3 separate regions of the Homo sapiens genome follow, and all the other regions are linked to region 3. A link is an interaction called in ENCODE POLR2A ChIA-PET data of the cell type or tissue named here. Cell type or tissue: HepG2. All regions are shown on one strand.

Region 1 (8,000 bases), 320 kb after region 3:
TAATTCAGTACAATGCCTACTATACTCACCCTGCCGAAAATGTCCTCTAGAATCCAGCTGAAATTGCTGATGTAATAACTTGTGAAAACATATTGGCAGAATATACTTCGATTCTGTATGTGTATATGTGTGTTTATTGTGTGTGTGGCTTTAAAAGACAAACAGCCTAGCTCACATATCCTGAATAAAATGAGCTCAAGTAATTATTGAACTTGTGTCAGTTTTATAATCATCAAAGTCTCTTCGGTGTTTATATTAGAGCGTGAGAAAAGTATACATTGTTATGTGTTTCAGAGTGAACCAATGTACTGCCCCTCTAATTTTCCATCAGAGGGAGGAAAAAAGTCGTCTAGAAACTTAACTCTTGTGCATACTGCAAGCCGGGTTCCTTGAGTGCTTCTGGGAAAAACTGGTGGACACAGGTGTTCCTTAGACTGTTAATGCAGAAGTGGTTCTCAGCCTCAGCAACTCACTGCAATCACCTGGGGGTGGTTAACAATTACTGATCCCTAGCCCTATCCCAGCGTTTCTAACATAATTGACTGGCATGCACCCTGGACCCTGGAAGTTTTCAAACCTCGTCACCTGAGTCTAAGAAACAGCTGAGGTTGAGATTACTGTTTTAAAATCTTCAAAAAAATGCACAGCGAAATAAATAAATCTTTTTTAGTTTCCTACAATAAGCCACGTTTCCAGGTCTTAAAACTCCTCTCCAGAATACAGCACAGCAGATGAGTTTGAAAGGAAAAGAAAAAAACTCTCAGATTTTATTGAAAAAATCGATGTGTACTGTTTGAGGTTGGGGGAAAATTCAGGCTTTAATATAAACAAAGGCAGTCTCAGTACAGCAGCCCTGGGAAACTCCCCAATTTAACTTAGCCTTTCAACGATTCTCATCTGCCATAACTGTGGCAGCAGGAATAATAACTGACAATGTACTCTTTATTCACACCAAACACGCCAGTGGACTTCAAAAGGAAATCAACATTTACAGTTTAATTACTGTTTATTCCCTGTATTCAAATCAGCTTTCTTTGGCTACCCCCTTCTAAATGCTCAGAAGGGGATTTAATCATCTGATCTAATTTTTCCAAAGAATAGAAAGTTATCATTACGACAGCACGCTGAAAAAATAATTAAACAAATGCAAAAGAAAGTGTAAAAAATATAACTGCATTGGGTATTTCTGAAGACCTCTGTAAGATAAAGCAGTTCGTTTTTAAGGCAATAATTTAGGGGTTAAAAAGACTGATTCCTACTTTTAACGGAGTTTAGACTTCTGTCTGTGCTGGCAGAATGAAGTGCATTAGTGAAAAATGTTATTGTGCTTAAAGTCAATGTGGCACCACCTACATCAGTGCTGCCTAATAGAAAATTAGGCCAGCTGCTTATATAATTTAAATTTTCTACTAGACACATTAAATTATAAACAGAAACAGGTGAAATTAATTTTAGTTATTTAGTTTTAACCCAATATACCCAAAACATCATTTAAATATGAAATCAATATTAAAAATCATTTATAAGTTATTCTACATTCCTTTTTCTTTTTTGTACTAAGTTTTTGAAATCTGGTATGTACTTTATACTCATAGAGCATCTCAGTGCAGATTTAGTGTCATTTCAATTGCTTATTAGCCACAAATGGGTGGTAGCTACCATATTGGATAGTAGGGGTCTACACAGCAACAATAGTCTGAGAAGTAAAGAAAATGTTTTCCCTTCTGGTTCTTTACTTTTTGGCAAAGCACTTTTAGCTGGGCTACACAGAAAGCTGGGCTTCCTACACTTTGACATTTTCTGTGGCTTTGCTGGAAATGGAAACTATAGTTTGGCCCTTTTCTGCACTACCAAAATTCATGTAGCTTTACATATATATATATATATATATATATTTTAAGTTCTGGGATACATGTGCAGAACATGCAGGTTTATTGCCTAGGTATACACGTGCCATGGTGTTTTGCTGCACCCATCAACTCATCATCTACATTAGGTATTTCTCCTAAAGCTATCCCTCCCCTAGCCTCCCACCCCATGACAGGCCCCAGTGTGTGATGTTCCCCTCCCTGTGTATCATTGTTCAACTCCCACTTATGAGTAAGAACATGCTGTGTTTGGTTTTCTGTTCCTGTATTAGTTTGCTATGAATGATGGTTTCCAGCTTCAGCCATGTCCCGGCAAAGGACATGAACTCATCCTTTTTTATGGCTGCATACTATTCCATGGTGTATATGTGTCACATTTTCTTTATCCAGTCTATCATTGATGGGCATTTGGGTTGGTTGCAAGTCTTTGCTATTGTGAACAGTGCTGCAATAAACATATGTATGCATGTGTCTTTATAGCAGAATGATTTATAATCCTTTGGGTATATACCCAGTAATGGGATTGCTGGGCCAAATGGTATTTCTGGTTCTAGATCCTTGAGGAATCGCCATGCTGTCTCTTCCACAATGGTTGAACTAATTTACACTCCCACAAACAGTGTTAAAGTGTTCCTGTTTCTCCACATCCTCACCAGCATCTGTTGTTTCCTGACTTTTTAATGATCGCCATTCTAACTGGCGTGAGATGGTATCTCATTGTGGTTTTGATTTGCATTTCTCTAATGACCAGTGATGATGAGCTTTTTTCATGTGTTTGTTGCCCACATAAATTTCTTCTTTTGAGAAGTGTCTGTTCATGTCCTTCGCCCACTTTTTGATGGGGTTGTTTTTTTCTTGTAAATTTGTTTAAGTTCCTTGTAGATTCTAGATATTAGCCCTTTGTCAGATGGATACATTGCAAAAATTTTCTCCCATTCTGTAGGTTGCCTGTTCATTCTGATGATAGTTTCCTTTGCTGTGCAGAAGCTCTTTAGTTTAATTAGATCCCACTTGGCAATGTTAGCTTTTGTTGCCATTGCTTTTGGTGTTTTAGTCATGAAGTCTTTGGCCATGCCTATGTCCTGAATGGTATTGCCTAGGTTTTCCTCTAGGGTTTTTATGGTTTTAGGTTTTACGTTTAAGTCTTTAATCCATCTTGAGTTAATTTTTGTATAAAGTGTAAGGAAGGGCTCCAGTTTCTGTTTTCCGCATATGGCTAACCAGTTTTCCCAGCACCATTTATTAAATAGGGAATCCTTTTCCCATTTCTTGTTTTTGTCAGGTTTGTCGAAGATCAGATGGTTGTAGATGTGTGGTGTTATCTCTGAGGCCAAGCAAACTTAATAGACATCTACAGAACTCTCCACCCCAAATCAACAGAATATACATTCTTCTCAGCATCACATCGCACTTATTCTAAAATTGACCACATAATTGGAAGTAAAACATTCCTCAGCAAATGCAAAAGAAAGGAAATCATAACAAACAGTCTCTCAGACCACAGCACAATCAAATTAGAACTCAGGATTAAAAATTCACTCAAAACCCCACAACTACATGGAAACTGAACAACCTGTTCCTGAATGACTACTGGGTAAATAATGAAATTAAGGCAGAAATAAATAAGCTCTTTGAAACCAGTGAGAACAAAAACACAATGTACCAGAATCTCTGGGACACAGCTAAAGCAGTGTTTAGAGGGAAACTTTTAACACTAAATGGCTATAGGAGAAAGTGGGAAAGATCTAAAATCGACACCCTAACATCACAATTAAAAGAACTAGAGAAGCAAGAGTAAATCAAAAGCTAGCAGAAGACAAAAAATAACTAAGATCAGAGCAGAACTGAAGGAGAGAGAGACACGAAAACCCTTCAAAAAATCAATAAATCTCCAGGCGCGGTGGCTCACGCCTGTAATCCCAGCACTTTGGGAGGCTGAGGCAGGCAGATCACCTAAGGTTGGGAGTTCAAGATCAGCCTGACCAACATGAAGAAACCCCGTTTCTACTAAAAACACAAAATTAGCTGGGCATAGTGGCACATACCTGTAATCCCAGCTACTCGGGAGTCTGAGGCAGGAGAATCGCTTGAACCCAGGAGGCAGAGGATGCAGTGAGCCAAGATCGCGCCATTGCACTCTAGCCTGGGCAATAAGAGCAAAACTCTATCTCAAAAAACAAACAAACAAACAAGCAAACAAACCAACAAACAAAAAACAATGAATCCAGGAGCTGGTTTTTTGAAAAGATTAACAAAATAGACCGCTAGCCAGACTAATAAAGAAGAAAAGAAAGAAGAATCAAATAGACACAATAAAAAATGATAAAGGGGATATCACCACAGATCCCACAGAAATACAAACTACCACCAGAGAATACTATAAACACCTCTACACAAATAAACTAGAAAATCTAGAAGAAATGGATAAATTCCTGGACACATACACCCTCCCAAGACTAAATCACGTAGCTTTTCATCAGCCATAAAGAAAGAATCTGATTGAGCCTGGTTTCAGGAATCCCTGAAAATTAACGATAATTTTATCCAACATATAACCTATCCATGTAGAACCAGTGTCTTTGACATCTTCTTTCCCTTTGTTAATAATATTTGTTGATCACACTTGAATGGATCACTCTATCTTTAATAACTGCAGTATATGAAAAATGTTTGCTCCTACTTCACAGGCATTTGAAAGAAGCTTAAGACCTTTTCATGATCCCAGGCGGCACATTCACAATATTATACAAGATCCTGACAATAGACTCAAGCCTCTTAAGCAATGCAAGGGACTACCATTGTAGACAATGTTTTTATAACACCAGAGACACTTGAGCCTATTCTTAACTTTCAATGACCTTTCCAACAGGACTTGTTCAAATTTAACCTAAGTCAACTTTCCATAGTATCTAGAAGAGATCCATGCAATCTTTATCTAGGCCTCTCTCCACACACTCTTTGAAGTTACATTATTTCTTAATCACTCTTCAGCCATTGGTAAATACACTGCCTTCTCCAAATCAAACAAAAAGTCTCCATGTTCTCCAGCTAGTGGATGATGTCAGAAGAAAAATTGAAGGAAACGTTTATATTTATGCCACAAGTCAATACATTGTGACCTTCACTTTAGCTTTCAAGAAAAGCAAATCAGATAACTAGAAATGGCGTAGTTTGTCACAAGAATGTATTTCAAGAACTCAGTTATCAGTTTTGTCATTTTCTAATATCACAGGAGTGTAGTCATTGTGTGCTCTGCAAATATAATTTGCCTTCTTTGCAGTTGCTTCATTTTTCCATGCACAGAGCTTTGCATTTGAAAGTATCTTTGCACGATGTAGCAGAACCCTGTTAAAAAAGATTAGAAATTCTAAAGGCTAAAGGACACATCTTTTCCTCTTCTCTGAAAAATGCAGACTCAACATTAGAGAAGGGCCAGATGCGGTGGCTCACTTCTGTAATCCCAGCACTTTGGGAGGTTGAGGCGGGTGGATCACCTGAGGTCAAGAGTTCGAGACCAGCCTGGTCAACATGGCAAAACCCCCATCTCTACTAAAAATACAAAAATTAGCCAGGTGTGGTGGCACACACCTGTAATCCCAGCTACTTGGGAGTCTGAGGCAGGAGAATTGCTTGAACCTTGGGGACAGAGGTTGCAGTAAGCCAAGATTATGTCACTTCACTTCAGCCTGGGTGACAGAGCAAAACTCCTTCTCAAAAAAAAAAAAAAAAAAAAAAATTAGAAAGGATTTGTATTTTGACATATGCAGTGCACATAAAACCAGAATAAGAACCTACCATGGATTCCTAGTACATCGTGTACTAGGAACTCCCCCTGTAGTTTCACCTCACACAATCCACGATTTTATCTCACTACTTGCTGTCATGTAACCTCCCCTTTGAATGGGATGGCTTTTTCACTGTCCCTTACCCCACCTCCCTCCCTCAACTCCCTACCCTTCCCACCATATACTTATTCCTGCATGCATGCCTTTGCCCATTGTTTTCCACTCACCTAAAATACCCTCAACCCACAAGTAAATCCATAAATATATTAAATATAGGTGAAGATGCTGCACTTTCTACCTTATCTCTTCTAGATTTAGGCTTGCAAGGCTAAATTCCCCAGGCTTCTTTATCCTGAATGATAGCAACCACTGCTTTACTTGGCACTGTAATCAAATTAGCTAGGATTCGCAAATGAATGCTTGATTGAATTGGAAGAAACACTTTTTCGTCTCAGTCATGCTTTATATTGAGCGCTTTATTCAAGGGAAAAAAATTAATTGCATAAGCATAGGTATCTTTTATGTGAAATGTCTGGGGATTTTTATTGTGGTAAAATATATGTAATATCAAACTTACCATTTTAACCATGTCTAAGTGTCCCGTTCAGTGGCATTAAACACAATCAGCTTGTTGTGCAACCATCACCACCATCCATCTCTAGAACTTTGTCATCTTCCCAGACTGAAATTCTATACATTGAAAAGCAACTCCCCACTCTCCCCTGCCACCACGATTCGATTTCTGTCTCTAGGAATTTGACTACTGTAGGAACCTCACATAAGTGGAATCATACAATATTTGTCCTTTTGTGTCTGGCTTATTTCACTTGGCATAATGTCTTCAAGGTTCATCCCTGTTGTAGCATATGTCAGAACTTCATTTCTTCTTAAGGCTACATAATATTCTATTGTATGTATATATCACATTGTCATCCATTCATCTGTTGATGGACATCTGGGTTGTTTCCACCTTTGAGCTATTGCAAATAATGCTGCTGTGAACATTGGCGTACAAATATCGATTCAAGTCCTTGCTTTCAATTCTTTTGTGTATATACCCAGAAATGGAATTGCTGGTTCATATGGTAATTTTTTTTTTTTTTTTGAGACAGTCTCACTCTGTCTCCCAGGCTGGAGCACAGTGGCATGATCTTGGCTCACTACAACCTCCGCCTCCCGGGTTCGAACGATTCTCCTGCCTCAGCCTCCTGACTCACTGGGATTACAGGCACACTCCACCACACCCAGCTAATTTTTTGTAGTTTTAGTAGAGAAGGGGTTTTTACCATGTTGGCCAGGCTGGTTTCGAACTCCTGACCTCAGGTGATCCACCCGCCTCAGCCTCCCAAAGTGCTGGCATTACAGGCATGACCCACCGCACCCAGCCTCATATGGTAATTCTATGTTTAATGTTTTGATGAACCATCATATGGTTTTTCACAGTGCTGCACTCTTACATTCCTTCCATCATGTGCATATAATTTTAAATTATAGCAAAAGATAAATATAAATGTAGATCCTCACTCATTGACACTTTGCTGTTTTTAATCACTGTTTAGGGCAGGTGCAGTGGCTCACACCTGTAACCTCAGCACTTTGGGAGGCTGAGGCGGGTGGATCACCTGAGATCAGGAGCTCGAGAGCAGCCTGGCCAATATGGTGAAACCCTGCCTCTACTAAAAATAGAAAAATTAGCTGGGCATGGTAGCAGGCACCTGTAATCCCAGCTACTCAGGAGGGTGAGGCAGGAGAATAACTTGAACCCAGGAGGCAGAGGTTGCACTGAGCCAAGACCATGTCACTACACTCCAGCCTGGGCAACAAGAGCAGAACTCTGTGTTAAAAAAAAAAAAAAAAAAAAAATTACTGTTTAGTTTCACTAGAATAGTACCAAGAGATGGTAAAAATACCACTCATCCTGAGCCTTTCCCAGAACTTTGGCATTAAAGGGGCTCAGAGCACGTTAGCATCAAACACTCTTCTTGCATGCAGTCTTCTTTGAAGCAACTTTATCTGAGACAAAATTATCAAAGAAAAGGCTCATTTGCCCTTTGAAGATTCCTCTGAACAACTTTTGCTTCCCATCTCCCTCACAGCAAAGTAGAATTCCCATAATTTATTAAAACAAACAAAAAAATTTTCAGAAGTTTCCATAGCAGCTTGCTATTAAATGTTCATGAATAGGCTTTTTTTAAATCTGAAAGGTATTCTATTTCCCTCCTCCCACTATCTCCCACTCCAATCAATCTTGCATCTGCTAACAATTAATTGAATTTAGTTTTAAATACTAACCACATTAACTGCTTCTTATTCAGCTTTGGCACAGAAGTAGGATGTTACCAAAATC
Region 2 (8,000 bases), 360 kb after region 3:
ATAGGCCTCTGCCAATTCCACAGGCAGCTCTGCAGCTGGGATGATCCTTTACCGTTGGCCTGGCCTTCATCTACTCCCCATAGACCCATCACAGGATGCAGGTTACCCCCAAGGAGGGGGTGTGTTCTAGGACAAGGTGGGTCCTCAGGGAAAGGACTTGCTGAGAACATGATAGCCACCAACACTTCCACATATGGTGACTGAATGCCCTCTCTGTCCTGAAGTGGCAATCTGGGCAGAACACCACACCCACATATGGACTATTTTGATAGAATAATTTATAAATAACTTAAAATACATGAGCATGTGGACCAAGACTGGAAAGTAATAAGCAAATGAAAATTGTCATTAAAATGGTAGTGCTTGCAGGCATGGTGGCTGATCCCTGTAATCCTGGGACTTTGGGAGGCTAAGGTGGGAGGATGCTTGAGCCCAGGAGTTCCAGGCTGCAGTGAGCTATGATCACACCAATGAACTCCAGTCTGGGCAACAGAGCAAGACCATGTCTCTAAAAAATAATAAAAATTGGCCAGGTGCGGTGGTTCATGCTTGTAATCCCAGCACTTTGGGAGGCTGAGGCAGGCAGATCACCTGAGGTCGGGAGTTCGAGACCAGCCTGGCCAACATGCTGAAACCCCGTCTCTACTAAAAATACAAAAATACAGGCGTGGTGGTGTGGGCCTGTAATCCCAGCTACTCGGGAAGCTGAAGCAGGAGAATAGCTTGAACCCAGGAGGCGGAGGTTGCAGTGAGTCGAGATTGTGCCACCGCATCTCAGAGTCTGGGCGACAGAGTAAAACTCCGTCTCCAAAGAAATAATGATAATAATAAAATTGTAAATAGTATTTCTATAATGTATTTTTCTCTTTTTTCAAAGTTGAATACAAGGATGTGGTCAACTATACTGTTCTTACCGTTGAAAAAGAAGTGCTGAGGCCAGGCATGGTGGCTCACACCTGTAATCCCAGCACTTTGGGATGCCGAGGCAGCTGGATCACTTGTGGTCAAGAGTTCAAGACCAGATTGGGCGACATGATGAAACCCCGTCTCTACTACAAATACGAAAATTAGCCATTGTGGTGGCACACGCCTGTAATCCCAGCTACTCAGGAGGCTGATGTGGGAGAACTGAACCCTGGAGGTGGAGATTGCAGTGAGCCAAGATGGCGCTACTGTGCTCCAGCCTGGGCAACAAAGCAACACTATGTTTTAAATAAATAAATAAGTGCTGAGATCTCAGAAAATACAATGCCTAGCTTCAGAATACCATATATTATATATTCATATGGCTATAATGATTCCCCACCTGTTTATCTGTCCTAATGCAAGGAGCTTCCTTTCATAGTGATGCCAGGCACTGCTCTAAGTAATTTTATGTATCCTAACTTATTAAATCTCCTCAACCACCCTAAAATAAGTACCTTTATAAACTCCATTTTACAGAAAAGGAAACAACTGAGTTTCCAAGAGTTTAAGTAATTCAAGATCTACACAGCTAATAATTGTGAAACTGGGACTTGAACCCGTGTACTATGACTCTCAAATCCTGGCTCTTACCAATCCTGGGCTACCACCTACTACACACATTTATTTCACACCGTGTCCCTGAAGTCCCCTCAGCATGATAGTAATTTGTCTTCTCACATTTTTTCTTTAAAAAAAAAAACAAAACAAAAAAACTAGAGTAGTAAAGCTGTCAATGCATGACTATGCTAAGGCATAAGGGATACAAAAAAATGCCTTCAAGTTTCCTATTTTAAAGTCTTTTGAGATTTAAAGGCTTTTAGATGCCAGTGGAGATTGTAAGAATAAAGTTATGCTATTTTTCTTTAAAGAATCAAGTCCCTCTTCTGCTTTCAACACAAAATAGGAAGGTCTATGAATACCGTTTGAAGGATGACTCAGAGACAAAGCTTTACCCTCCCAAGAGACATAAGAGAACTAGACTACCTCTGGGACTCAAGAGGGTATTGCTGTTGAGCTGATTCACTAGGAACTGTTTCTGGTCCTCTGGGAAACTATGGAAAATTCAATTAAAGTTCATTAGCATTCTGAAAGCTAATTTTTTCACCAACATACCTGAGCGAATTTTCATATTCCAAATTCCCAGTGAATTTTTTAAAAGATGAATTCCCAACCTCAAAAATGGTCTTTTTTTTTCCCAGAATGCCCAAGCAATTCAGAATCTCTGTTTCACAGGAACACACAATGCATGTGCCAGTTGAACAAGGCCTTCAAAAGGTCCACAGGTCGGTTGTCTCAATAGATAACTTTATTTGAAATGAAATGCATTTTGAAAATATGAAAAATAAATCACATCTCCCCAAAATCATCTAAGAGACATATTTACACAAGTTCTGACCATGCTAAAAAATTCATGAATGTGATGGTGTATAAAGCATTTGGTACATGATGATACTTGCTTTCCAGAAGCTGGCATTTGCATATTATAAAACGTTAAGAAGAAGGCTGACCTCGGAATGTAACAGACAATAGTTTTATGTTTCTTCTCAATATACAGTGACCTGGAAGGACTCCCTGTTGTTAAAACCTGCTTCCCCACTGCTCAGCCTGCCATCAGCCATCCAGCTGCAGAGCAGTGGAGAGTAGGTCTCACCAGTTTTTGTGCAGATGCTTCTAACCCAGAGTCCTTCTGCTTACTTCATTGGACAATATTGCCCTTTCTAAGAAAACCCTTTTAGATCCTGTACTCCACTTAGCAAATGCCCTGCCAGCAAAGTCACAGATGACTTTTTTACCCAATCTTAGGTAAATCTGGATTATCTGCCCAACCGTGCAAGTCAATAAGCCACCCTTGAAAACTGTGTCAAGATTTGAGGAAACAGGTCTTAAGAACCTATCCAACACATGATTCCATAACCAATACATCTTAGGTTGTTTTAGGCAAATAGGTGTATCTCTTGAATCACTGATGGATTCAATATCAAGATCTATAATTTTCACGTTTAAAATTTACTCTGCCGAGGACATTTTATTGGTAAAGCAAAAACCAGTTAGTTTGACACACACGAAAAAGAAAACAAATGTTCACAGTCCTATCTTCGTAGGATTCTGTGCTATAAAATTGCTCCAGGTTCAAGTCTTAGACCACTCTTCTAAGGCTGCTACTGAATATAATATTAACACTGGAGCCAAGCTAAAACTACATGACTTTTCCCCTAGGGACAGAAAACAAGGGATGTGTTTGAACTCATACACTTGCAGCAAACTTTACTGTCAGATATAAAATTAGGGCTTTCTCTTAAAGGGCTTCTTTAAGAGAAATACAGAGTGTTTGGTATATGAGAGAAAAAAAGTTAAAACAGGACTTTCAACTTAATCCAGACTTCCTAACAGTGTTTACATGTGAGGGAAACTCCTTTAAGTAATGCGTAGTTTTTATTTTTACCATCATTGGAGACAAAAAAAACAAAAACATAAACATCTGAAGTGAAATTATAAAGATGGCTTGATTTCTACATTAGAGAATCCCAGCTTGCTCAATGAGGAAAATGTTCATTTTAAAAGGGCCCCTTATAGACATTTGCTCTTTGACGTCAGCACTCCCCATAGAGCACACCCAGATCTAAATGGATTTCCACTAAGAAAGTCTGTTTAAGAAACTTCATCATGATGTTTAGCCTGTCCCAGAATTCATTGTTCTCAGGGAATGACATGAGAGCAAAGAAAAGGAACACTCAGTGAGGCAAGAGACAGCATCTCCCAGATGCTGGGAAGTTACACATTTTGTCCTTCCTTCCTTTGTCCCAACAGTTATTGAGCTCACTGTGTATGAGGCTTGGTGCCAACACAAGTTCAAGGACAAAAGTTCAGTTTCCAGATGGAACATTACTCTTAATTTTCCAACTTTTTACATTTTATGTTTATTTAAGGAGCGGGTCTTCTATTGGATCTGCCCTTTCGGTTGAAAAATGCATTTTTTACCTTTTTCCATGAAGCTGATTTGTCAGGCTTCAAAATATCTTAGGTGGTTTTGTATCATTTTCTTACAGGTAGAATAGAGCCACTGGGACATTAAATGATGTACATTTATATTTTGTTTTGTTTAGTCTTATTGAGCGTGTTTGCTTTTTTGCTCTGGAAAAATTATTAATAATAATTTCAAAGGTGTCAAAACAATAAAAGCCATTCTACTTCTAATTTCTTAGATTTCACATTAAATGCTAAGAGGGGTTCAGAATAGAAAATGATAAAGGTCAACATAAATATCACAGCAGACTAAGGAACAAGGGCTACAGAAAGTCAAGAAACCATTATTCTGGGGCCGGGTGTGGTGGCTCACACCTGTAATCCTAGCACTTTGGGAGGCCAAGGCAGGTGGATCACCTGAGGTCAGGAGTTCGAGAACAGCCTGACCACTATGGTGAAACCCCATCTCTACTAAAAATACAAAAATCAGCCGGGCGTGGTGGCATTCACCTGTAGTCCCAGCTACTCAGGAGGCTGAGACAGGAGAATGGCGTGAACCCAGGAGGCAGAGGTTGCAGTGAGCCGAGATCGTGCCACTGCACTCCAGCCTGGGTCACAGGGCGAGACTCCATCTCAAAAAAAAAAAAAAAAAAAGAAACCATGATTCCGGTGGCCCTATTAAGAACCATGGCCACCACGGGCGAAGAAAAAGAAATCCAGCCACCAAGAGGGAGCCTAGGCGCATCTTTTTAAGCAATGAAATTACCTAGCCCCATATGTAAGCTAACAACATACAAATGCCTTTTTTAAAACCTACATCAATCTTAATTTGTAAAAATATTTGGTATGGATTTTTTTTTTTTAGTACAAGAATTAAAAAAAAATCCTCCATTGGGAAAAAACTGTGGTTCATTTGGAGCTATTATGATTTGCATGCATTAAAAATATAGTACTATGAGGTACTCCTCAAAAAGTACAGCCACAGTTCTAAGGAAGCTGAACCAAACTTGATTTAAGAAATCTTTAGATGTGGCTCTCATTTCATATACATATATACATACATACACATATATACATATTCATATATGTGTACACACATGTTCTCATATATGTATATATACATACATATTCATATATGTGTATACATATATACATATGAAACAAGTTTTTAAATGTTGGCAGCATATTTTCACAACTGCAACCTAAACAACCACTGGAAGTGGGGGTCCACTTAAGTTTTGTTTGCCATTAGCTTAATAGGGGAAAGCTATTTTAATTTTCCCTGCAACTTTTTGGATATGAGTTATGATCTCAAAATGTCATTTAACTATTGCACTAAAAAGTAATTTGACCTTGGAACTCCTTTCTAGATGGAAGGAGAATAAAGACATCTGTAGCATGTAATTCTATTTTTATTTCTTGACTACATAACCTAGCAGTGGTCTAATACTGACCGTTTCAATTTAAATGCTGGAAAAATACTGACCAAGACTTTCTGTGAAAAAGATAATGGAAAACAGAAACCAGTTAGTAAAGCCATGCAAATAGGAAGTGATTTTCAGCCCCAAGAGGACTTTGTATCATCTATGGCTCCATTTAAACCCAAGTAGCATCTGTCCTGGTGGATTTTGAACATCCTTTTGATTTAACACAGAAGAAGGTTTGTTCTACCTTTAAAAGCATATCCTCTTTTTTCCCCCAACAGACTCCTCAACAAGTGGCTTCTAAGACAAGACTGGGGTTGTTTTCTTACTGAAAATCCTGTGTTTATCCAGTCTTTTCCTTTTCAATTTCTGAGTTTAGCTTACCTAACAGCAAAACAGAATCCTCAAATTTCTCACAGAGCAATGAAAAGCAAAACAGTTGGTTTCTCTGATCAACATCATTTTCAGTATGAAAACAAAAGTTATGACTCCTAGACCTTTGAAATATTTACAAATTGTACTTTAAACAACGAGATTTTTCAGTGTGCTTCTAAAACAAAGTAAAGGGATCAGAAAATGTGGTTCAAGTCAAGTGTGCAAAGCTCTCGAAGAAAGGTCCTGCAGCCTGGACAGGAGTACAAATATTCTCTTATACAAGTTAAATGTACTCTTTTCCTCCACAACATTTTTGAAATGAAACAGCAAATGCATTTATACTCACAAATCAGTCAAAAGGCCTCTTCTCCTTATTAAGCCCTTTACACACAGATGATAAAAGCAAGGTTTTCCTACAATAGATGTGGCCCTACCACATATTCAAGATACAATCATCCTACCATCAGTTAGGTTATGCTTTAAATATTTTGAAATCAGGTATCCTTAACTACTGATTTCCTTTTAGAAACTATCTTGAGTGTTAGATTTTCATAATTACACCATTTTTAACTTTTAGCTTTTTAAACTTCTAGACAAACTATATGTTTAAGCAAAAACAAAAATAAAAATCCTCAAAAAAAGTAATATCAGAGTTTTAATTTCAACCAGCTGGCACAACAATGAAAGTGTCAGACTTTCTGAAAGTACTCGAGAAATAATGAATAAATTCTTAATGTTTTCCCCTCCACCGCCCTTTTTTATTCTCCAAGATTAGGAATTACTACGGATTAGGTTTTTGAAAATAAAGTTTCCTTTTTGGAAAATGGTCTACATTCAGAAATGTCTTAGAACAAGCATTTAAAAAAAAACTAATAAATAATCATAAATCAAAATACATTAAAATAAAATTACAGTACATCATCGCTCCTAGAAAATTCACCATACAAGACGATCCTTTCAAAGGTTCATAAATAAAAGTCTTCTTGACTCGAAATCGTTTCCTGCATCGTGATGAAAAGTATGCAGAAAACTAAGAAGAATCGCAAGTTTTCAGTAGGGTGATGTCCAAACTACTTGATCTGGTGCGGGGCGGAGAGACTGTTTTGCTTTTGATCCAAGTGAAGACAATAGAAATGTGCTCGTCCCACTTCCTCAAGTCCTCAAAACCTGGAAAGAAATGACACCGAGTGAAGTAGGTGGCTAAGAACCCTCCGAGACCAGTTCTGTTCGGGCCAGTCCGCCTGACAAAGCGGGCTCAGAAAGACACCGTGGTGTTTCCCTCAACTGCCCAAACATATAGTCAAGTGGGGCTGGGGGACGCACCACGGGACAAGGACGGTCGTGATGGGCGCGGGCGCGGGCGCGGTCCGCGAGGCCCCCTGCCTGGCCCGGATCTCCCCAGCCTCCCCTCTCTGCCCAGCTCTCCTGGCCCCAGCTTGTTTCTGTTTCTTCCATTGCCCCAGAAACTTGGTATGAGTTTTGATTTCTCCATACAGGAGCCGAACCTGTGAACAAGCTTCCTACTCCTCCCAACTCACTACCCCCGAGACCCACTCCTCGGGAGCGCGAGTGCCGGGACCTTACCTTGTCTTGCCCGGGAGCTGCCCCTTTCAGGCAGAGTTGGAGGTGCTGCGGAGAAGCCGGTGCCCGTGCGGCTGCGAGTGCGGCTGTGGGTGTGGGTGCGGTATTTGGTGCGGATGCGGGTGCGGGTGAGGGTGTGGGTGCGAGTGAGGATGAGAGTGTGGATGTGGATGTGGATGCGGATACGGGTGGAGCTGCTGGGGCTGAGGCTTGGGTTGGGGCTGAGGCTGGGGTTGTGATTGGGGCTGGGGTTGCGGCTGAGGCTGAGGCTGGGGTTGGGGCTGGAGCTGCGGCTGCGGCTGCGGCTGCGAGGGGGGCTGCTGCTGGACCAGGTGCTGCTGCTTCTGCCGCGTGGATTTGACCGCCAGGATGGCCTGACGATTCTTGTACTGCACCATCTGCAGCGTGATCTCGGCGTTCCAGCCCTGGTCTTGCGGGCACCGAAAGTCGATCTCCTTGCCCTCTGCCATCACCACAGTGAAGTACATGTACTTGCCCTTGCGCTCCACACAGTCCACGGTCTTCATGTTGGAGAAGTGCAGTTCCTTGAGCTTGACCGGCGGCTCGAGGCTGGCGACAGCGGGGCCACTGGGTTGGGACGGCTCGGCCGGCCCCTGCCCGGGCTGTTGTTGCTGCTGCTGCTGCTGCTGTTGCTGCTGCTGCTGCTGGTGTTGCAGCTGCTTGGGCGGG
Region 3 (8,000 bases):
AAACTGTGCTTTTTAAAATAGTAAAGATGACATTAAGCCTCTCAAATATTTTCATTTCCTCCCAATTAAAACAGGCAAAAAAAATCTAGTACCAAGAGACCCAAGTTCTGGGCTCCATGATCTACTAGGGCATTGTGGCATCAAGACCCACAAAGTGGACATTTCTGGCCATTATTTCTCTTCTGCTCCAGCAAAAGCCTGTCAACCTCTCTGAACCTCATTTTCTGGATCCTTTCCCAAAAAGAAGGAAGTTGCATGCTTTCTATTTCTAAGAATCTATGCTTCATCTTGATTATTTTCTTTCATAAATCTGAGCTTGGCCAGAAATTAGAAGCCACCTGAACTTTGTAAATAAGGAATTTCCAAGAACACTAACAAGGGAATAACTGTAGGAGAATTTTGGTCCCCAAATCAGGGATGGTCCTTTTTCCACATAAGTTTCAAAAAGTAATAAATAATTCCTATTATAATTAAATGGGTGAAAAGTTTAGAACTCTAAGAGACAAGCATCCAAAAGTAGGGTTTTCCTAGAAAGTCTCTTTATATTTTATGTAAGATGACATTAAGTCATCACCTGCATTGCTTTCTTGGCTTTTGATGATAAAGGAGCTCTCCTCTGTTGTTGTTAAACTTCCAGGCAAGTTTTCGGGCTATCTTCATCCTAGAAGGGCCAATAGACAGAAGATTGCCATTTTCAAGCATTGAACACACAATTGGATCCTTCCTTGACGTCAACTTACCTCCCATTTTATATCTCGGATGATTTCCAGTGGTGACAAAAACATGTATATTTCCTTTCCCACTTAGGGAACTATGAGGTGTGCTTTGACTAGCCAATAGAGATATTACAAAATAGCAAACCCATAAAACTTCTAGAGACTTCACGAATCCTGTAAGAACAGCCTCATTCTCTTCGAATCCTTGGTTATAATTCACATAGATTATCTTGTGGGAATAGAACAAAGTAAGCCTTGCTGTGCCATGCTCTTCTTGTGAAGAGTTCTCTGACTCCTATATTTCAGATGAAGGAATCATTGTAACATGACAATGGTCAGGGAGTGCCCTGCTCCCATGCCCAGAATTGACCTACCATCCTCAAACCAATAAGCTCAAGCCCAGATGATTACCACCTACATGGAAGGTAACTTTTTTTTCAGAAAATAGAAATTTGTTAATATTTTTATAATTGAGATGAAATTCACATAACAAAAATCAACCATTATAAACTGAACAATTCAGACCGATTTATTACATTCACGTGTTGTATAATCATGACCTCTATATAGTTGCAAAACATCTTCGTTACCTCGAAATACAACCCTGGACCCATTGTGCAGTTCCTCCATTCTCCCCTCTCTCCAGTCCCTGGCAAATGTTTGTTTTCAGTCTCTATAGATGTACCTATTCTGGATATTTTATATAAATAAAATCATGTAACATGTGACCTTTTCATTCTAGAAAGATAGCCTTTTAATCATTCCCAAGTTTACTTTAGGAAGGTGTCACGTTTGTGTAAGGAAATACATAATCATATGAATTAACTTATCTAAACAAGAATTTATTGAGACCTAGCATTTGCAAAACATCTAGTGTTTTAGGAGCACAAAAAAGACCTATTAATTATCCTTGTACTCAAAGAAGCTACAGTTTAGAAAGTGGGTAGCAGAGAAAAAAGATCGAGAGCCAAATCCAAGAGGCCACTATTTTTTAGCAATCAAAAGAAGCCTGGCTTATAAGGGAAGCTTGGAGCTTTGAGGTCCTCCATAACTCACATCAATACTAGTTAGGATTCGTGGTTGCAAGTTCCAGAAATATAACTGAATTAGTTTAAAACAAAAAGGGGAAATACCAGGTGTGGTGGCTTATGCCTGTATTCCCAGCACTTTGGGAGGCTGAGGCGGGTGGATCACCTGAGGTCGGGAGTTTGAGATCAGCTTGACCAACATGCACAAAGCCTGTCTCTGTTAAAAATACAAAATTAGCCAGGCATGGTGACACATGCCTGTAATCTCAGCTACTTGCGAGGCTGAGGCAGGAGAATCGCTTGAACCCAGGAGTCAGAGGTTGCAGTGAGCCAAGATCATGTCATTGCACTCCAGCCTGGGCAACAAGAGCAAAACTCCATCTCAAAAAAAAAAAAAAATGTGGGAAGGAATATATTATGGAAAAGCAGGGGTGGCTCACAATGCGTGGTAGTAGAAACGGAGCCCAAACTCAAAGGAGAAGCTTAGGAATTTCCCTTTCTCATCTTGATTGCTATCTTAGTCCATTCAGGCTGCTATGACAAAATACCACAGACTGGGTGGCTTATAAACAACAGTAATTTATTTCTCACAGTTCTGGAGGTTAAGAATCCCAGGTCAAGGCATTGCAGATTTGATGTCTGGTGAGCACTCCCTTTTTCATAGATAGCTGTAATTTCACATGGGGTAAGGGACAAGGGGTTTCTCTGGGGTCCCTTTTATAAGGGCACTTATCCCATTAGGGAGGGCTCCACTGTAATGACATAATCATATCCCAGAGGCCCCACCTTCAAATAACATCATCTTGAGGTTACGATTTTAACATATGAATTTTAGGAGGACATAAACATTCAGTCCATTGCAGCTCCTCTATATATTTAAACGTCAATTCATTCTTTGCTCTCTGTTCACGTGGTGGACAAAAGACAGTGATCCCACAGTTTCCAAGTTTATATCTCCTTTCTTCAAAAGAGGCACTATTACATGAGGCTAAGAACAGGCTCCAGAGTCAGACAGAGGTGAGTTTAAATCCTAATTCTACCATCTACAGGCTGTGTGACACTGGGAAAGTCATTTAACCTCTTGGGCCTCAGTTTCCTCTTCAATAATAATACTGATTTCATAAGGTTCTTAAAAATTTAGTTGGAAAACACATATAAAGATCAATGTTCACCACATAAATCTTCAACAAATATTAATTATTTAATATTATGATTAAAGAGGCCATCCCTAAATGAGTGAGTCTTGATAACAAATCCAGATTTCAAAAAAGAGACTCTGATTGATCCAACTTGGGCCAAGTGCTTCCCTCTCCTCTATCAGTAACAGCCAGAGGGTAGAGTCACAGCTGAGAAAGATGGCTAGCACAGACATTCCTGTGGTAGAGACTCAGGAGCCTGTCTGCAACTGAACCCAGGAGAGAAGATACCAGAATCAGAGAGAAGAGGTGCGGAGTGAAAGTCAGGCCCCTAACCTGCTGAGGGGACAGCTGCCCGTGGATCCCAGGCCACAGAAGAAAAAACTTATTTGCGGCTTTTGGGCCTTAGCTAAAGAGACTCTCTCAGTTGATCTTTGGAACTTGTGCTACTGATTTTTAATTTAGTCAATATTGACTAGTTAACCTCCTGGACTTTGAAATCATTGTTTACTCTCTTTTCTATCACTTTAGCTTGTTTGGATTATTCTTTTATTCTCTCTGACCTTTAGTTTCAGATTTTCCTTTATCTTAGTTGTTCTTACCTCATGGTTTGCTTGCTGCCTTCTGCTTTTTTTTTTTTTTTTTTTTTTTTTTTTGGTGGCAGGGAGGGGTTGGGTTCATTTATGTAACCTAGTTTCTTGTATCATTTTATCTTTATTTAACTGTTCTTTTTTATTGTTTTATTGCTACTTTTAAACCTTTTTATTATCTACAATTTTTAGTTTTCTGAAATTCTACCAGTGAAAAGTGAAGAGGAAGGAGTTCAGCTGACAGGATGACCCCTTTGACCCCAAAAGACGGATCGGGGCTCATTTCCATTTCAACCATCCTGTAGGGGCCCCCAGACCCTGATGCTGATCTACAGAAATCTCACAGAAACTCTGCATAATTTAGTTTAGAAAGGTGTTTACAGATCCCCTCGGTTAAGGATTACACATCAGGCTGCTTCTCACCATACTTTGTTTCTGCTTTTCTAGGATAAAGTGCCTCCCTTCAGCAGATTGAGTAGGCGGTGAGTCCTATTCTGGAGAAAAAAGGTTTGTAGCTCTGCCAAAGAATCAGTGAAACAGGATGCAGCATTCCAGATGAAAGAGGCCTTCTCATCACTGTGGAGCTGCAGAGCTCAGCCCTAGGACCTTCTCTTCTCTGTCTTCATTCAGTTATTGATTTCTTAGGTACTATCCACATACTGATGACTCCCAAATCTATATTTTCAGAACACAACCTCTCTCCTGAACTCTATAGTGCTAACCTCCCACTTGACATCTCAATTTCAATGTTCAATAGGCATCTCAAACTTAGCATATCCAAAACTAAATTACTGATCTTTCCCCCTGCTGAACCAGCTCCTCCCAAAGTCTTTCCCATCTCAGATAATAGTAACATCATCTTTCTCTTACAGCCCATATCCAATCAGTCAACAAATTCTATTGGTTCTACTTCAAACCTTGATCACCTCTAACCTGGAATAGTGCAGTAGCTTACTTACTGGTCTCTCTGCTTATATCCCTGCCTCCTACAGTCTACTTATTATACAACAGCTGCAGTGATCCTTTAGAAATATTTATCAGACTGTATTATTCTGCTGAGAACTTTCAATGGTTCCTCATCAGCTGGTTTCCTCGTTCCTCCAACACAATCACGCTCCCTCTATAAAGCCTTTGTATTTGTTCTTCTCTCTTTCTGGAACGCTCTTCTATCAGATATTCACATAGCTTAATCTCTCACTTCTTCAGGTTCATGCTCAAATACCAGTTCATCATCCTGTACAAAATATTAATAGTACCCACTTCATCATTTTATCCCCTTCCTCACTTTATTTTTCTTTATAGTACTTATCACTATCTGCCATACTTGCTTATTATCAGTCTCCCCTAACTAAAATATTAGGTTGGTGCAAAGTAATTGCAGTTTTTCCCACTACTTTCCATGGCAAGAACCACAGTTACCTCTGCACCAACCTAATACAAGCTCCAATAGAAGAAAAGTTACTTTTTTCAATTTTTTTCTTGCTGTATCTCTAATGTCTGTGTCTGTAATGGCATTAGAAAATACTCAATAATTGTTTGAATACACTAAATAATTAAATAAGTGATTTTAATCCTGGTATTATAGTTCAAGCAGCATTTTTTTTTTTTTTTTTTGAGATGGAGTTTCACTCTTGTTGCCCAGGCTGGAGTGCAATGGCACAATCTTGGCTCAATGCAACCTCCGCCTCTTGGGTTCAAGTGATTCTCCCCACTCAGCCTCCTAAGTAGCTGGGACTACAGGCATGCGCCACCATACCTGGCTAATTTTTGTATTTTTAGTAGAGACGGGATTTCGCCATGTTGGTCAGGCTGGTCTTGAACTCCTGACCTCAGGTGATCCACCCACCTTGGCCTCCCAAAGGGCGGAGATTACAAGTGTGAGCCACCATGCCCGGACCTCAAGCAGCATTTTCAAACAGTTTATATAAAAAGAGGGTGCTAAGATGCGGGGAAAAGAAAATTTAAAAAGAAGGTGACAACTGCATCAATCCTTGAATGAACTACCATTGTATGCAGGCACTGTGCCAGATGTCTCTTGTGGGTTATTTCTTTTAATCTTAAATGTTATAAGATAATTGACAATATTGGTTCAGATCTAGTAGATTCTTTGAAACTTATCACTCATTATCTATTATCTTTTCACTCAAGCTGTAGTATTATTCATTGTCAAGAGACATAGACTTTAGAAAATAAACTTGCTGACCAGGAGGGGTGGCTCATGCCTGTAATCCCAACACTTTAGGAGGCTAAGGTGGGTGGATCATTTGAGGTCAGGAGTGTGAGACCAGCCTGGCCAACAAGGTGAAACCCCGTCTCTACTGAAAATACAAAAAAATTAGCCGGGCGTGGTGGCGCATGCTATAATCCCAGCTACTCAGGAGGCTGAGGCACGAGAATTCCTTAAACCCAGGAGGTGGAGGTTGCAGTGAGCCGAGATCCTGCCACTACACTCCAGCCTTGGTGACAGAGTGAGACTCTGTCTCAAAAAAAAAAAAAAAAAGAAAGAAAGAAAGAAAGAAATGTGCTAATCTTAATGTTGTATGCTTTTCCTCCTGCTATAAGGAAAGCAATTATGGCAGGTAAAGGCAAGCTGACCATATTTATCCTAAAGAATTCAAAATAAAATCTAATTCATGAAAAAGGGTACAAAGTATTATGGATAATACAATCAAAGGAGAAATTAACCTCAACATGTACAATCAAGGAAGATCTTACTAGAAGCTAGCACTTGATCTAAGCCTCAAATAATTGACATGCTTTGTAAACTCAGAAGTTTGATACAAGGCAAGTTACAGTGTAAGGAAAGACAAAGAACTCTTAAAAAGCATGGTATGCAAGAAACCTTGTAAGGCAGTCCCCACTGATCTCCACCTCCTCACATTTACGTAGTTGTGTAATATTCTCCACTTGAATATGAGTAGGACCTATGACTTACTCCTAGCCAACAGAATATGGCAAAGGTAGGTGGGATGTCGCTTCCATAATTAGGTTACATGATTGTGACTTCTGTCTTTTTATTTACTTATTTATTTTGAGACAGAGTCTTGCTCTGTCGCCTAGGCTGGTTGCAGTGGCTCAATCTAGGCTCACTGCAACCTCTGCCTCCTGGGTTCAAGCAATTCTCCTGTCTCAGCCTCCTGAGGAGCTGGGATTACAGGCACCCGCCACCCCGCCTGGCTAATTTATATATATATATATATATATATATATATATATATATATATATATATATATATTTTTTTTTTTTTTTTAGACGAAGTCTCGCTCTGTCGTCCAGGCTGGAGTGTAGTGCCGCGATCTCGGCTCACTGCAAGCTCCGCCTCCCGGATTCACACCATTCTCCTGCCTCAGCCTCCCGAGTAGCTGGGACTACAGGCGCCTGCCATCACGCCTGGCTAATTTTTTTTTGTATTTTTAGTAGAGATAGGGTTTCACCGTGTTAGCCAGGATGGTCTCGATCTCCTGACCTCATGATCCGCCCGCCTCAGCCTCCCAAAGTGCTGGGATTACAGGCATGAGCCACCGTGCCCGGCCTAATTTTTATATTTTTAGTAGAGACGGGGGTTTCACAATATTGGTCAGGCTGATCTCGAACTCCTGACCTCAGATAATCCACCTGCCTCGGCCTCTGAAAGTGCTGGGATTACAGGTGTGATCCACCGCACCTGGCCAAGTCTGTTAGCAGACTCCCTATTGCTTTCTGGCCAAGTCTGTCAGCAGACTCCCTATTGCTTTCTGGCCAAGTCTGTTAGCAGACTCCCTATTGCTTTCTCAGCATGTATGCTTTGATGAAAAAAGCTGTGATTTTGGAAAAGCCCATGTGTCAAGAAACGGAGACAGTCTCTAGCCAATAGACAGCAAGGAACTCAGGCCCTCAGTCTAACAGCCTTTCACACTCAAGCCTTCTGATGAGAGCTCAGTTCTCACCAACACATTGATTCCAGCCTTACGAGGGACTCTATCTCAGAGAATCCAGCTAAGTCGTGCCAGTATTCCTGATCCACAGAAACAGCGAGATAATAAATGTGTGTTGTTTTAAGCCGCTAAATTTTGTCATAATTTGTTACAAAGCAAGAAATAATTACTTTAATTTAGGACCAATGATACATTTGCATTTTCCCCAAAATCTTTTTTGTAACAAACCTTTTAATTTGTAGTTCAAGCATTTATTTAGTAAATATTTATTAAGAGTCTGTTTTTTGTAATTATTGTTGTTATAGTAAATATAAAGGCTGGGACTATCAATCAGAGAAAGACCTCTCCTCGAGAAGACTGGTCCAGGTAGGTAAGATGTGCTCACAAATAATTAAAACAAGGTAGAAGCTACATGCTAAACTACAGGGAATAGCTGGGGATGATCTATCAAGAATGTATGGTGGAAGTGCACTGAATTGGGTCTTGAAAAGCAGGTTGGGCATATAGAGATACACAATGGAATGTTTATAAGCAAATACATGGAGGTGAGAATTATGGGGCATGTACAACAGATGATAAACAATTTCTTTCACTACCGAGTGGGACACATTTAGG

What was found. ChIA-PET counts read pairs that join two places held together with the same protein. Peaks named below come from ENCODE experiments on the same cell type or tissue, not always from the same donor. Only the 100,000 strongest peaks of a DNase experiment are listed, where the experiment ranks them.
Region 1: POLR2A ChIA-PET joins it to region 3 with 19 read pairs; 3 of 35 experiments call an interaction of 5 or more read pairs at or near these places.
Region 2: POLR2A ChIA-PET joins it to region 3 with 11 read pairs; 15 of 35 experiments call an interaction of 5 or more read pairs at or near these places.

What each region holds. Positions count from the first base shown.
Region 1 is chr12:75,985,692-75,993,691 of GRCh38, forward strand. No RefSeq gene overlaps it. Among named protein-coding and RNA genes, the nearest start is that of PHLDA1-AS1, 41 kb to the right of the region's middle. In HepG2, no CTCF peak of the experiment used is centred here; DNase peaks (open chromatin) are centred at 510, 820 and 4,920.
Region 2 is chr12:76,023,197-76,031,196 of GRCh38, forward strand. It overlaps PHLDA1 (pleckstrin homology like domain family A member 1), which reads right to left. Exons shown (of 2, transcript NM_007350.3): 1 at 7,314-8,000; 2 at 2,251-6,896. The coding sequence ends at 7,340. PHLDA1-AS1 (PHLDA1 antisense RNA 1) reads left to right here and starts at 7,298. Exons shown (of 2, transcript NR_186034.1): 1 at 7,298-7,398; 2 at 7,715-8,000. In HepG2, no CTCF peak of the experiment used is centred here; DNase peaks (open chromatin) are centred at 1,957, 3,775 and 5,525; H3K4me3 peaks cover 3,336 bases; H3K27me3 peaks cover 335 bases.
Region 3 is chr12:75,663,146-75,671,145 of GRCh38, forward strand. It overlaps LOC105369844 (a long non-coding RNA gene), which reads right to left. Exons shown (of 16, transcript XR_007063375.1): 7 at 575-661. Among named protein-coding and RNA genes, the nearest start is that of KRR1, 160 kb to the left of the region's middle. In HepG2, no CTCF peak of the experiment used is centred here; DNase peaks (open chromatin) are centred at 3,346 and 3,906; H3K4me3 peaks cover 653 bases.